Regions from separate parts of the Homo sapiens genome. Here region 1 is linked to region 2. A link is an interaction called in ENCODE POLR2A ChIA-PET data of the cell type or tissue named here. Cell type or tissue: A673. All regions are shown on one strand.

Region 1 (2,500 bases), 490 kb after region 2:
AGAATTAATCTTCGTCTTCACACACACTGGCTGATGCTAACACAATTGCAGAAACCATGTATTTAAAGCTACATTTTACAAAACCTCACTGGCACAAATCAATAGAAAGCTTTAGTGGCTAGAATGTGTGTAATAGTAACAAGTAGAAAGGTTAGTGTAGAAGTTAATGGTTCTATCAGGAATAAAACAGAGTTAAAATGTGAAGGAAAGGTCTACCACAAGTGGTTCATTAACCTTTTAGAACCCCAGTGTATCCTCTCTGTAAAGATTACAGCAAATCTGACTCAGACTCTACCAGCATTTGCTAATGCTCCATCTCAGCACAGAACTGTTTAGATTTCTTATGGTAGAATTATTTTCATTACAATTGCACGTTACTGCTGAAATTAAAACAGCAGGACTAGACTCCAGAGGGTATCAGTAAGCACTCACCATGGAGTTATTTTGTTTTTGTTTGTTTCTTTCGAGGTCTCCTTTTATATCTGATTCAGCTTCAGACTGACCAAAAGTGCAAGGTCCAATATAGAATTATCTTGTGGTCACAGTCATGTTTTTCATGGGTAGCTGTACTTCTCTTAGAATTCTGTTAATTTTCAGCTTGCTTTTTAACATTCATTGAGTGTTGAAAAGGGTGAGGAATTTTTCCGACCCTCCCTGAATCGCTGAGAAATATAAAATAATATTATTGTCTTTGTGCATAAAAATATATTCCATGACCTCTGAATCACTTGGCAAAACTGTTTTTGGAGAAGGGCGATAATTTGACTTGCACTGTAATAATTCAAAGTTACAATTATGGTAACAAAAGCCACAATTTGAACACATTGGCATTCGCAATGATTTAATGCCTTTCGGTGCGATTTATTCACAGTGTTGTCCCTTATCTTTCATAATCTCCGTTATTTTTTGACCTTAACAAAAGAATGAAAGGAAAACCGCATCCTTGCCTTCCCTTGTTACAGCATCCTTCCTGCTTCCTTCCTCCCTGCTCCTTCTTTCAAATCTTTCTTGCTTTTCTTTCAGCAAATTTCAGGGTAGAAGTTTAAATGAGCAGCTGCCACAGCAGGCACTGCCAATGTTCTCTGGCCAATCAACCAACAGGGGGTACTCTTGTACAGTATGCCTGGCTCCCCTTTGGAGACAGAACTAACCTCTGTGACAAATTCAGAGTCCACCAGCTTGGAGCCCGAAATCCCAGACCATACATTCCTTCCAAATTTTCCAGTTGGTAATCTATCCTGCTGGGCTGATTTCTCTCAAATTTCCATGTAATCCAAAAATAAAGTTATTTTTTATTTCTTCTTCTGTTTTTTTTTTTAAAGAGGGGCAAATTCAGTTCATAATTAGGGGAGGAGTAGTTTTTGGATTCCATCCCCTGCATGAAATCTGTTATAAATATGTCCTGCCAAAATCCTGCACTGTAATGTGCCAGTTTTGTAATAGGTTTAGTTCTCTGGTCTTTTTCTCTAAGTCCAAATTCTCTGTCATTTTAAAACATTTTGTCCTTGAAAACCTTTTTTTTTCTCACAATTTTTTAAAGATGATGTGGTATGCATGTTTTAAGCCATCCCATCTGTGACAGCTGAAGACAAAACCGTCAGCTTGAGTTTTGGCACAACTTGGGCCTCTGTCTTGTAATCTCATTTGTGCCTGTCCTAGAACTGTTCTTATTAACCAGAATTCTTATCTCATAGCCACAGCCGAGGGCAGCACTGTGGCTCTTTGAGTACAATCAATGCACTGGCTAAAATGACGTCCAGATCTTTGTTAGAGCAGACACCATCTTTGGAATCGACTGTGATGTTGAAAATTGTCGAACCCCTTAAGCTGTCTCATTTCTTTTGCTTGAATGATGGTCTGAACTGGGCAACGTCAGAGAACAATGACTCTGGCTCTTTGAAATGTTGATTTGCATCTGTGCCATGATGTGATGAGCACATAAACTCTTTATATAGTTGGTCAATGATAATAAGGCTTTCTACAAAGAACACCATATTTACCATTTAGTTGCCATCTCGCTTGCCAGAAAGCTTTGTCCATAAACAGAGCAGACTTCATGAAGCCCAGAGTTAAATAAGAACCTTGACATAGCTGAAGCCATATCAAATTTTTGTATTTTCATTGTTCTTATTTCACGTAATTTTAAACGCAGTACTTCATCGGATGTCAAGTCACTGGCACCAGAATTTTTTAAGAGTCAAGCCTATAATCTTCTCTTTGATTTGAAACTTAGGATTTTTTGAAAGATAAACTTTTGTGTCTTCATGCTGTATATTCAATAACACAGACATCCTTTATAATACAATGATGTCCATTTATCATAATGGTTAGATTACAGGATCTACCACTCTAGACTGTTGCCTTATTTTAGCTCTGTGGCATACATAATTTATGAATTGTTGGTAACTCAAGAATGTGTTTATATCCAGAAAGAGTGACTATATAAAAAATAACTCCCGAAGACATTTGCCTATTGCTATTGAGATCTTTCCTTTGTTTT
Region 2 (2,500 bases):
AAATATATCTTAAATGAATAATTTTAGGGATATTTTAAAAATGTGATGGTAGCTTAAATAAAAAAGTCCAATGTGGAAAGATAATAAAGTATTGATTAAAAGTATTAATGAAATAAATTTGCTAGATTAGAACTACTTGATAAATAATATTTCTTATTACTAATGTCTTTATTATGTATCTCAAAAATCCAAAAGCAGATTAGAAAGTTAACAACTAAATTCATTTTTCCCAAGCTTGTTAATACAAATGGATATATGTAATTTTACTTTTTTCTTAGTGAGTGAACTAGTATGTCTGCTTATTAGTTAGCAAAGCCTTACAGGTGTGCACATTTTGAGAAAAATACATGTAAACATTTTCATCTAACCATTTATTTTCATGAAACTGGGCTTTGGCCAACTATACGTGTTTTAAAATCACTTAAGAACCTTATTACTTTCATTGAAAGTCTTCAAATAAATTATAACATAGTCTACAAAGAAAATAGGCTCCTAGGGTAGATATATTGTTGCCTTTTATTTTTACAGCCCTTCCTTCCTTCCTTCTTTCCTTCCTTCCTTCCTTCCTTCCTTCCTTCCTTCCTTCCTTCCTTCCTTCCTCCCTTCCTTCCTTTCTTCCTTCTTTCCTTCCAGATATATCTGTTGTCTGTCTACTATGTGAAAAGTCCTTAAAGTCAGGGTTTAACATGAAGCTTCATAATACTTCCATTGGAGTCAGAAAGACTGGCAATTCAATATACGTGTAAAGAAATGAAAACACAAGATAATTTCAGATTGTGATAAGATCTATGAAGGAGGCAGATATGGGGCTGTGATAGAGATGTACATACTCACATACTCATAGCATTCAATGAATTTTCAAGAGATCATACTAAGGAATATGGAAAAAAGCCTGTAGTACAGAGCTTAATGGCAACACAATTTGATTCCAGCTCTCCTTTGCCTGACAAGCAGAACATAATCAAAATAAAGAAGAAACAAGTGATCTGGGGTGAAGTCACTTTAATTATACTTCTTATATTTAAAAATGGGAAATTAAACTATAAACAGATTATCATATTGATTATGTAAATATAATGATTATCTGAAAAATGTAAAAACTGGAGATGGGAATCTGGGTTGAAGGCAGAATTACTGTGTTTGTCTGTATGAATTTTTTTTATCCTCCATTCTCTTTTTGCTGCTCTCACTGAATGTTTATTATGCCAGGCACTGAGCCAGACTCTGAGGGTAGAAAAAGTGAATAAGACATTGTTCCTCTCGTCAAGGAGTTCACAGTCTAGAGGATTCATATGACACTTCACATTCCTAAGTTTAGCTCTCTTGGGAAGAAAAAAAAAAAGAAGCAAGTATAAAATTTCTTTGGGTGAAGCAACCTTGACCAAATGTAACTATGTAAAAAACCTACCTAAAATCCTTCTCCCTCAGGAACCTAAATGAATCTTTCCCTCACCTCATTCATGGCTCTGCTCAAGTGTTACATTCTCAGTAAAGTCTTTACCAGCCTTTGAATATAGCATCCTAACTTTCCCCAGGACTTCCCCATCTTTGTTTTTCTCCTTGGCACTCATCATCCTATAAATACCCTATGATTTAATTATTGATTTATTTTTAAAAATATCTGTCTTGTGCCTCTAAATGGTGAGTTCCACGAGATGAGAAGTTTTGCCTCATTTTGTTCATTCGCGCATACCCAGTGCCTAGTACGGTACCTGTCTCAAACCTGGTACTCAATTTATATTTATGAATGGAAGAATATTAAGATAATAGAAAAGTAAAATATATGTTGCTTTTGAAGGATTAAGTAGAAAAGAAACAGAAATAGTTATAATTAAGGCATTATTCTAAACCTTTCAAGGCTACCTCTGTACCTCCAGGTACTCATTGCTATTTATTGCTACCTAAACCTTGGTAAAGTGTCTTCTGCTCAAATAAAAATAAATTATTTACCATAAATTAGAAGGCAATGATTCAGCTACAGCTCAAACTCTACATGAACAGCTTTATCAAGTCATTTCTTTATGTTCTAGAGGATAGCTGACTAAGACAGCTACTCTCAAAAAATGATGTTTAAACAATTATGGTTCACCTGCTATACATTTATAATTCATCAATTAAAAAAGAAGTTTCTCTTTTACCTTAGCTTTGGGAAAAGTATTCTCAGAAAGAAAGCTAAGGTTGGATCCTGTTGGTGATTGTATTGTTTTAAAGATAACAACATTACCATATACATCTTGGCAGCATTTTTGAAGCTCAGCATTTTTGAAGCTCTAGTAGCCAGATTTTAAATTTTAAAAAATGTAGTTACCAAAATAAGGCTTTTCCAGTGTTTAAAAAGCTCAATGAGACTATATATTAAAGTGCAGTCCATTGATGACCATGTCTTATATTAAAAAAATATAATTGTGTTCTTGAACACTTTTAAAGGCCGAGGTAGCTTGTTTATTTACAATAATAATGGGGCCAGCTGTTATCTTAAGCAAAAGTTACAAGTAACATC

Evidence for each region. ChIA-PET counts read pairs that join two places held together with the same protein. Peaks named below come from ENCODE experiments on the same cell type or tissue, not always from the same donor. Only the 100,000 strongest peaks of a DNase experiment are listed, where the experiment ranks them.
Region 1: POLR2A ChIA-PET joins it to region 2 with 13 read pairs; 1 of 35 experiments calls an interaction of 5 or more read pairs at or near these places.

What each region holds. Positions count from the first base shown.
Region 1 is chr12:17,214,852-17,217,351 of GRCh38, forward strand. No RefSeq gene overlaps it. Among named protein-coding and RNA genes, the nearest start is that of LINC02378, 370 kb to the right of the region's middle. In A673, a CTCF peak has its summit at 1,085 (motif pointing right); DNase peaks (open chromatin) are centred at 1,100 and 1,530; H3K4me3 peaks cover 446 bases; H3K27ac peaks cover 2,142 bases.
Region 2 is chr12:16,725,830-16,728,329 of GRCh38, forward strand. No RefSeq gene overlaps it. Among named protein-coding and RNA genes, the nearest start is that of LMO3, 120 kb to the left of the region's middle. In A673, no CTCF peak of the experiment used is centred here; DNase peaks (open chromatin) are centred at 492, 582 and 1,232; H3K27ac peaks cover 2,444 bases.